Linked DNA regions of Homo sapiens: region 2 is linked to region 1. A link is a contact called in ENCODE Hi-C or POLR2A ChIA-PET data. All regions are on one chromosome and are shown on one strand. The core of a region is the stretch at or near the end of the contact, and the rest is flanking DNA. Distances in the headings are between cores, read along the strand shown. Region 1 holds the start of LRRC63 (leucine rich repeat containing 63). Region 2 overlaps COG3 (component of oligomeric golgi complex 3).

Region 1 (5,083 bases), core at 114-2,613:
AATAAGTATCAGTAAATGCATCTGTGGAATTGAATTGGATGTTATCACCTGACAACAAACATTTGTAAGTTATTAGTGAGTGTATTTATTGTGATTCTGAGCTGTGCAAGTCAAGGAATTTCTATGAAAGATACATAAATGTTAATACACATATCTGATTAATACACATACCTGTATGGGTTTTTTTCTCATGTAAAGACAGCTTAGTGAATTTTGGAGGTAAGGGTCTTCGAAGAAGCAGTGGGGGCTTTTGCATTTTAATGAATAATAAGTGCTGTTTTTCATAATCCTTGGTTTAAATGAGAATTGAAAAGGTTTTGAATATGTTTGAATTGTTGAAAAATAATAAGAATTTAGATTACATCTTAAAGAAAATCATTCTGTACCAATACTCTACTGAATCCAGGCAGAATTCCTTTATGAAAAAAAAAGAGGGTAAGAAAATAATTCTTTAAAACTTCTATTAATAGAAAGAATCCAGTTAAAATGTAGGGTTATAAGTAAACATAGAATTTTAAAAATATGTGTATTATTACTACCCAGGATCATTCTACAATTTTCCATGTTAGTACAAAGTTCAATTTGCCAATGCTATTTCAACTAGTAAATACTGATTTTTCAGAATAGTCGAAATGACATTTTTTTTCTCTCTCTCCAAAATGTTATCGCTATAAATGTAGAAAGAGAATTTGGTCAGAAATGTGTAGAAGATGCCTTCATTAGATAAGCCTCTGAAGACCCACCATATCTAACCATTCACAAACAAATTGTTTTCTTTCTATAATGGCTTGTTTTTCAACCACTATGCTTGGGCCAAAACAATTCAATCCTAAAATAAGATGGGTTTCACTATAATGAGATTTCCCAGGGCTGCTGGATCCCAACTCATACTGTTTAGAAATAATGCGAGAAGATGCACCCCCAAAATGTGCTTTTAGTTTGCAGGGCAACATCAAAAGTGCCTGGCACGGCATTATTCCATTGATAGCCTAGAAGGGAACACCCTGAAACTGCACAAATGGGCCGTTTACCGCCAAAAGATAACTGCACACAAGCGCTCAAGGTGTACTCCCTGGTCATATGTTCCACACGATGCTGGAAATCTCCCTTCCGTAGTACCCAAAGAGGGGCATGGAAGTGCTGGACTCCCACACTACCCTTTAGGATAATCGGCCGCTTTCCAAACCAACTGGCTTTTCGTCTCCTATCTCCTTTTCCTCGGAATCTAGGCAGCGAGGTAAAGGTCCAGCGAGGGTCTTCCTGCAGGAGGCTGTTCCCGAAGAAGCACCACGGATCCCCACCCTCTAGGAGGCCAAGGAGACACACCCTAGCAACCGGGGTCCGCTAAGCCAGCCCAGCCACTTGACGCGCAGGCGCGGGGGCGGGACAGGCGAGGCGGGCGCGGGACAGGCGAGGCGAGGCGGGCGCCGGGAGGGGCAGGCCCAGCCCACGGTGCAGCGCGCGCGGAGCCCTCGCCTTCCTCCGACGCACTGTGGGGCTGCAGGGGAAGCTGCGGGCCGTGGGGGCCGGAGGAGAAGCCGGCTCCACGCGCAGCTGCTGTACGGAACGCCGTGGTGACAATTGTTATTACTATTTTTATGCTTAATGGCAATGACCACTATTATTTATTATTTTCTCTCGATTACAGGATGCTTTACTTGGGTGTCTAGAATATGGGCTGGCATTCTTTAAGGCTGCACTTTTGTGCAGCCGGGTCCCGGGGCTAATTTTGCAGTGCTCTCGAAAAGCGGGCATTCGGTTTTCTTTCTCTTCCTTTCATGCAACCTGTTTTCTCTTTCTGATCCTTTAAAGTTCCTGGCTGAGGCTGGATTGTGTAGAAATAAGGGCATTAGGGATCCAAGCGGGCCATAAAAGAAACCCATTTCTCACTGTCATCGTCCTCTGTTCTGGTTATCATATTGTGACGTGTCGCCTCTGTCATGGTGTTGATGAACCTGTGTGTGCAGTCATAGATACATCGTGTGTGTTTGCAAAAATGTGCGTGTTTCTCTGGAGATTTGAGGGGGAAAGAGCACTAGAAAGAGCTCATCTGATAGATGCGGAAATCCGAACTCAGAAAGTAAACTAGGTAGAGCTTCCTTCCAGGTTTGGTTTTTTCTAAGTACTAGCGCAGGAACTTTATAACAGAAGTTGGAAAATGAGAGACTTCTGTATAAATCTTTCTAGCTTTGGGGATCTTTCAAGATTCACACCATAACCATGTCTTCCTTTTTCTCCTTAGTAGCAAACATGTTTTAAAACAATCAATGAAAAAAGTAGAAAAGTTTTAACAAAAAAGTAATCAGACTCTGGAAAATATTATGCAACTTGTTTTCCTTTACAGTAGTAGTGTACTGTTTCTTTTCCTTGTAAGTTTACTGTGTCCCAATTATACTGCTGCCCCAGACTATGAATTTATTTCCACTTTTGCTGTTATCTACACCATAGATTCATTAGTTTCTCAGAAATACAAAGCTGAAAATAAAAGGCAGCTCTGTGGCTAAGATTAGTCTCAAGTAATATATATCGTGCATATTTTGTAAATGTGAAAAAAGGTTTATATTTTTAAGCATAAAAAATGACAGTGTAAATTGAGTCAGGTACCTATGCTCTTCAAGATCGTTGGAACCATGAGAACTACAGGAATTCAGTTTTACTGACTGACGTTTGGCCTTTAAAATTTATGCTTAGCTTTGTGTAGTCGAAAGCAAGGCTTCTGAATGCTTTTTCAAAAAATGCTTTGTCACACTTGGAATCCGCAGGCATCCAGGTATCATTCCTTGCAGATTTCTTCTAGCAAGTATGAGACTAAAACCTAGGGCGGTTTAATATGTAATCTCAGGTGTGAACATTTTGTCTTCTATTTCTACCACTTAGTACCAAACATTTAGGCAAATGAGATAGTTATTATGAAAATTAAATCCATGGCTTGGTATATTTTATATGTATATATGTTATTCTAACACATCTGACTCGCTTTGTCTATGGAAATGATATATCAGTATAGGATGAGTTTAGACAGGACAAACAAAATTCAATTTAGATTATTTTATAGTTCTTATATTTTTGAAAATATTATCCCCTCAATTTTCTTTCTTCTTTTGTAAAATAACGTGTTTTTGAAATAATGAATAACTCCCTTTTGGATTTTAAGGGTCTGCTTTTTCTGATGTATGTACGGTCAGCCTATTTATTTGTTCCGTCCCCTTTGCAGTTTGGCAGAACCTTATGAAGAAGCTTCCCAAACTGAACCACAGTGCTTTCACTCTATTAGCAAATTGTACTAAAGATGCCAGCGTAATGATGAGTGCCAAGGTTATAGACATCCTGCATTTTTTAAATGTTGCTAAAATGAGATAAAAGCCTTATGCAGAAGCAACCGCAGGCACCCCGCAGGTAATGCTATCGATTTCCCTAATAAGTGGGAAACGCTTGGGGAACCTTAGATTTGCTGTTGGTTCTGTTGAAATGGTGGAAGTGATGTGAAAAGTGTTGCTAGACAACTTCATTATTTTCCATAGACCTATCTCTTATTTATTTATTTCCCTTTAAAATAGGACAGAGGTTTGCTAAACAGTTTGGCCATTGTAGTTTTAACCTAATATTTTACCTTATGGAAATAATGGAGTAATTTGTGTTTTTATGTTCATATTAATTTTTTTAAGTACTGTTAAAGAATGAATAGTTATTTTTGAGCACATATTTGTTCAACTACTGAGTCTCCAGAGTAACACAGGGCACTAAAATGCTTTTGAGAAAGAAGTGTTTTATTGGTCTGAATTTACCTGTTTATATTAATTATATGTACGGGGAAATGTCTTCTTCAGTCACAGTGGCTTAAATGTACCCACTTATTTCATGTGTTTTCATGCTGTTGCCTAGAGAATAGTTTTATATTTTCTCAAATGTTAATAAAGATATTTTGAAGAAGCTGCTACTCTTTTTATCCCCATATCTCACTGTAAAGACAAACACTTCATTTGTTTTTAATTATTTTCAGCCAATTATTTCTTTTTGTCTTTCAAGGTGATAGTTATTTCCTTTGTTTGAACTGGAGATCCTGGGATTCCTTTAAAAAAATTACTAATAAGGAAATGTCATGCAACCTTTATCATGGAATTAAAAAAAAAATCAAACACAAGGAAAGGACAATGTCTGTCTGTTTTCAAAAGTGCCTTCATGAATTTAGTCATTCATTCCAGAATCATTTATTGGAAACCTACTATGCATAAGTTACTTCACTAGGTGCTAAACTTTAAACTTTATTAAAACAACTTATAATGATTAATTTGAGGCTTTATAATTTAGACATTGAAATGAAATTTTAAATCATTTCCAAAGACTACACTTATCTGCATTATAACTACTTGAGGGTTTTTTTTAAAACAATTTTTTATTTTATTGCTTTGGTAGAATAGTGTTGTTTATTCACACTCCTTTGATTCTCAGAAACATTTTGAGGTTTTTTTTTTAGCTGCAGTGATCATTTTAGACTGTCTGCAACCAGCTAATATTAGATATTTGTATATATTGTATGATTGTGTCCTTCACCAAAAAAAGTTAAATAATATTTGTTTCCTTAATATTAAGCGCTTAGCATGAGCAATGTACATTAGTATGGGGAAGGCACTGTTTTAAATGTTGATTTTATTTTAGCTTCACAATTGTTATATTAATTGAGGATGCTGGCATCTGCATTAAATTTCAAGCACAGGAAGCATAGCACAGCTCTACCCAGCTGGGTTCACATTTGGCTGCCACTTGTCAGCCCTGTGCCCTTGGACCAGCTACTTAACCTAAGCCCCAGGGTTTCCTCATTTGTAAAACTGGGTTAAAATGGTACTTACCAAAGGGTCTTGTGAGGAGTTAAAGAGATAATCTGTGTCAGAGGCTTAGTTCTGTGCCAGCCACAGAGTCAGTGCGCAGTAGATGTTGTTAGAAAATTAAAATAAAACAGCCCAGTTTTCCGGTCTCCACACCCCTGCTTTATGTGATGATAGTTGACGTTAATTGAAATGTTGGAGGGCTATACATCCTGGGCATTTATCCACAAAATTTATCCACAAAATTTCACATTTAACTT
Region 2 (5,610 bases), core at 1,425-3,924, 700 kb after region 1:
GTGGCTCACTCCTGTAATCCCAACATTTTGGGAGGCCAAGGCGGGTGGATCACTTGAGGTCAGGCATTCAAGACCAGCCTGGCCAACACGGTGAAACCCTGTCTCTACTACAAATGCAAAAATTAGCTGGGCGTGGTGGCACACACCTGTAATCCCAGCTACTTGGGTGGCTAAGGCACAAGAATGGCTTCAACCCAGGAGGTGGAGGTTGCAGTGAGCTGAGATAGCGCCACTGCACTCCAGCGTGGGTGACAGAGTGAGACTCTGTCTCAAAAAAAAAAAAAAAAAAAAAGAGAGAGGACAGTGGTACAAGAGGACATAAGCCTATGAACTTTTTTTAAAATTAGGTCATATTTTTCCCTCCTGAGATCTGAGAAACACAGGATCACTGTAGAAAATAAAGAGATGTATAGGGAATGAGAGAAAAAATCATCCATAGTCACCTAAAAGCTTTCACTGTTACATATTTTCTTCAATGCATTTTATTACATAGTCATACCATATTATCTGATTTGCATCTTAAATACCTGTTGTCTTAATATGTTTAAGTTAAATTTTATTGTTTCATTTTTAAAAATTTAATGACTGTGTAATATTGTTATATAAAACATGCCACAATTTATGTAACCATTTCCTTAACATTAGACATGTGTTTTCTAATTTCACCTATTATCAAAAATGTGCGGGCACAGACTTGGAAATACTTGTTAAAACTTAAATCTGCCTGTCTATAACTTTATTTCTAGTCCCCATGTGAAAATTTCATTTCACCTCTCCATTTCATGAATGAGAAAAATATAGTGGTCACAAAGATAAAGCTTTCCTAGCAACAAGATCCCAAATTATTCTGTGGAGAGATACATATATATAAAATGTATATATCACTTTTATATATATAATTTATATGTATATATTATATATATAATTTATATGTATATATTATATATATAATTTATATGTATATATTATATATATAATTTATATGTATATATTATATATATAATTTATATGTATATATTATATATATAATTTATATGTATATATTATATGTATAATTTATATGTATATATTATATGTATAATTTATATGTATATATTATATATAATTTATATGTATATATTATATGTATAATTTATATGTATATATTATATGTATAATTTATATGTATATATTATATATAATTTATATGTATATATTATATGTATAATTTATATGTATATATTATATATATATAATTTATATGTATATATTATATATATATATATAAAAGCCTTAAAAGTCACGTTTATAAATCCATATATCAAAAAAAGTTCACAGGATCTGAACACTCCAAGTGGGAAGAAAATTTTGGCTAGAAACAGCTCCCACAGCTCCTTCCCTATAGGTGACAGGTATTTTAAGAGGAGAGTTAAGCAAAGCAACACTTTTGAACATGCTCTACTTCCTGGGAAAAAAAAAAAATCTCAGGGTCTGTGGGAGAAGCACATGCCAGCAGCCTTCAGCCCCAGATCCCTTCTGGATTAAAAACTGTAAACCGCTAAGTGCGGTGGCTAACACCTGTAATCCCAGCACTTTGGAAGGCTGAGTCAAGAGGATCATTTGAGCCCAGGAATTTGAGACCAGCCTGTGCAACATGGTGAGATCCTGTCTCTACAAAAAATAAAAAATTTAGCCAGGTACCTGTAGTCCTGTTGCTCAGGAAGCTGAAGCAGGAGAATTGCTTCACCTCAGGAGGTTGAGGCTGCAGTGAACAGAGATCATACCACTGCACTCCAGCTTAGGTGACAGAGTAAGACCCTCTCTCAGAAAAAAAAAAAGGCCAGGCACAGTGGCTCACACCTGTAATTCCAGCACTCTGGGAGGCCAAGGTGGGCAAATCACTTGAGCCCAGGAGTTTGAGACCAGCCTGAGCAACATGACAAAATCCTGTCTCCACAAAAAATACAAAACTTGGCAGGGGCATGAAGGTACATGCCTGTAGTCCCAGATTCTTGGGAGGCTGAGGTAGGAGGATGGATTGAGCTCAGGAGATAGAGGCTGCAGTGAGCTATGATCACACCACTGCACTTCAGCCAGGGAGACAAAGCAAGACCCTGTCTCAAAACAAACAAACAAAATTGTAAGCCATACAGTCATGGTGACTCCTTCTAGTCACACAACCCAGAGCCACAATTACCTGTCCTCAAAATTGACTGACTCATTTCCTCCATGTAAGAACATTCAACTATTTAAAACATTATCGTAGAGAGAGATGATTATAAATTGTGATGTTTCCTTGAAAATGCTTTCTTGGTATTCCAGGGAAATAGTATCATTTCCCCAGTGGCTAGGACTACAACAAGAAACCTTTACTCTATAGAATGTGTAACCTAAGTACCACTTTTGGTACTTTAGCAAAGTTGGACTCTCTTATATAGTACAGTCTTTATTTAGCACTATAATGAAATAACAGTTTCTCTCAAAGAGCCTCAAAATTCAATCATGTTAAACAAATCCTACTGCCAAAACAGCTTTAAACTTCTGTGCCTATAAGTAAATGCTATATTCCACAATATTTTACCAGGAAACAGGATTTCACCTAACACTTCATCAAACCTTGTTTTTGCTGATAGACTCTGACGCTCCAAGTAAGGACTGAATGCAGGCAGACAATGCTTCCTGTGATAATCCTTGGAACACTGCCCTCTGGTGGAATAAAAGAGAATAATCAGCCTGTGGCATTTGACAAAACAAAAAAAAAGGAATATCCTAGGCTGTAAGTGCAAATAACAATGCCTGCTTGCCCTCATGGTTGGATTAATTTACTACTTGTATTATTCTTCCTGGTTTCCTATTCCCATGCAACCTTTCTAAACCAACACATAGATATGTAATATGCAGTCATCCCTGGAAACATTCATGTGACCATTCAATAAATATTGATTAGCATACTAGGCACTGTGCTAGATGCTAGAAATATAGGCAGGCATGGTTCTGACCTCACGGAGCCTTCGCTCCAACAAGATCTCATGTGGGGCTCTTTTTTAAATCTCTAAAACCAACTTTAAAACAAACCCTCAGTAAATCCACTTCTAAAAATACAACAGAATTGTATTTTAGGAAATCATGTACATGGCTCTTCATTACAGTATTATTTAGAACAGCCATAAACTGGAAATAACATAAATGTTCAAAGACAGGGGACTGACAAATAAAATAGGACTAAATCTAAATTATAGAATACTGTTTATGAAATCAAAGAATGCTGAAGGAGGCGGTGAAATTCATAATGGAGTTTAAAAAAAAAAAAAACAGGTTACCAAATGGTATAGGCAGTATGATTCTTAATTTAATTCTGCCATTACTATCTTCCCAGAGGTGTGGCATGGTGGTTGGACCAGGACTCCTGTCAGTCCCCTTGCTTCACTCCCAGCCTCCATTCTACATAAATATGAGCCTATTCATTATTAGGCCACTGTCCTGGGCCCTGGTCTCCAACTTGATGTTATTCTCTTTTTACATTGCTTCTCCCTGTTCTGTGGTTTCCCACAAGGCTATTACTATAGGAAGGAGAGATTAGAGCTGCCACCTGCTGGGTCACTAACCCTGCCTAAGAAAGCTTAAGATGAGCAGCTTAGACCAAGACCCTCGCCTTCCCTTGCTCAGCCTTAACGTATTTTACACTGGATTGTCTTTCCCCACCTTTGATCGGTAAGACTAAAAGTGTTAAGATTTGAATATAAGCTAGGTGAAAAAAGAATAAGCCAGCCTAAGGCATAAGACAAAACTGGCATAGTGACCTCCTCAGGCCTACCTACTATTAAGCTAAAATCCCTGTTAAGCACCCTAAGAGGTTTTATTTCCTAGAGTCTGTGATGACAATGGGTTCTATGTGGAATATGCCTCCTGCGTATTTTCCTTGGGATCCTGACTCCACTGCAGGAAGTTGCTGAATCTCAGCCTAATATCATTATTCAATAAACCTAATGGACACCCTGGGGAGGAAGAGATGCCAAATATCCAAACCTCTCTCTGGAAGAGATCTCATCAGCTGGGCAAAAAGGCTGAGACATCTAAGTCTGTAGAGGTGATCTGGGCCTGTCCTTAAGAGTCCCAGAACTGGGCAAAAGGCACTTTTGGTAGCATTTCAAAATCTATAAGCACAAAGCCCAGCAATTATGCATTTTAAATTAAATATAGAGTAGTGTACATTCTACTGACCCAATGAAACAACTGTGCAGTCCTACAATATAAAATATCTCTGCGGTGTAAGGGTAAATGCATACTCCTTTTGAACCATATCCTTAAGAAATAGTGGCATCTAGACAATTCATTACATGACTGCTGTATTTAATCATTGCTCTAAATGCAGTCAGGGTCTTCTCTTCAGGAATGCACACATAAAACAGTCATGCAAAATTTGCCCACAATTTTGAGGTGTCCATAGACTCCCCAAAGCCCATTACTGAATTATAAGTTTCTATAGAAAGTTCAGGTTAGAAATTCCTAAATTAGCTTGACCTCAAGTTACTTCCATATCTAAAAATCATGATTTTAAGAATATCCAACAAAATACTTTATCAAGATCTTAAAATGTAAATTTAAAAATATTTCAAGTGAAAGAACGAGCAATTCACAGTAAAGATACACGTACATCTATGCATCTGTATAATTTGGAGAGACAGACAAGAGTTCTTCGAACCGTAGGATACCACATTCCATGAAGATCTGCTGGAGAAATTGTGGTCTGTGGTCTAGGATTGAGGGATTCTGTTGAACCTAAAACCCAAGTGGAAAAGAAGACACATTTCACACATGTGGATATTTGTCTTACAATAATTTACATGGCAACTATAAACTGCTTATTCTCATTAGCTATAAGTAGCTAGAGGGCACCAATTTTTTCCCACCTCAGTTTTCATCAAGAATACCCTAAGAAATCTAAATCAGTGACAGGTGAGATTTAACACAGTAACTGAGAATACACATGAATATGGACATACATACATTCCAGCTTCATATATATATGCTCAACCCAAGTTGCTTTTCCCAAATTGTGATCAATAATCTTTATGGAACATAGGAAAAGCATAATCACATTATAGAATGCAGCCATTAAAAAGGAGGCAGATCGTCTGGGCACAGTGGCTCACGCCTGTAACCCCAGCACTTTGGGATGCCGAGGCAGGCGGATCATGAGGTCAGGAGTTCAAGACCATCCTGACCAATGTGGTGAAACCTCGTCTCTACTAAAAATACAAAAATTAGTCAGGCGTGGTGGCGTGTGCCTGTAGTCCCAGCTACTCGAGAGGCTGAGGCAGGAAAATCGCTTGAACCTGGGAGCCGGAGGTTACAGTGAGCCAAGATCTCGCCACTGCACTCCAGCCTGGGCAACAAAGTGAGACTCCGTCTCAAAAAAAAAAAAAAAGGAAGCAGATCTCTATGTAGTCATGAGGAAGGAAGCAGGTGGGAGCCTGTGGAGGTGGGGGAGTAACAAGAAAACAAAGCACTTCTAAACAGGGGGATTAATCAAATTAGGTTCACCTGTCAGACTGTCTTCCACACTCTGAGTCAAATCACATACAGGCCTAGTTAGTACATCCAATTCCCAGGTGACCAGAGCGGGCTTCC

What was found. Hi-C counts contacts between places; a loop is a spot of excess contacts on that map. ChIA-PET counts read pairs that join two places held with the same protein, here RNA polymerase II (POLR2A). Pooled maps may share reads with other maps.
Region 2: a pooled map shows a loop between it and region 1 (2.9-fold over the local background). The contact joins the enhancer-like site here to the promoter of LRRC63 in region 1. A Hi-C loop is called at or near these places in 1 of 50 pooled maps. POLR2A ChIA-PET finds 5 or more read pairs at or near these places in 2 of 52 experiments (activated B cell and activated T-cell).

The regions. Positions count from the first base shown.
Region 1 is chr13:46,208,208-46,213,290 of GRCh38, reverse strand. It overlaps LRRC63 (leucine rich repeat containing 63), which reads right to left and starts at 1,363. Exons shown (of 10, transcript NM_001282460.2): 1 at 1,032-1,363; 2 at 172-289. The coding sequence starts at 256. LOC107984578 (a long non-coding RNA gene) reads left to right here and starts at 1,439. Exons shown (of 4, transcript XR_001749863.3): 1 at 1,439-3,396. RefSeq lists a silencer at 1,278-1,607.
Region 2 is chr13:45,508,840-45,514,449 of GRCh38, reverse strand. It overlaps COG3 (component of oligomeric golgi complex 3), which reads right to left. Exons shown (of 23, transcript NM_031431.4): 15 at 4,634-4,758; 16 at 2,596-2,685. Among named protein-coding and RNA genes, the nearest start is that of COG3, 47 kb to the right of the region's middle. Within about 2 kb of position 2,674, at least 4 of the 41 ENCODE cell types and tissues checked have a DNase peak (open chromatin) inside an H3K27ac peak, as active enhancers do.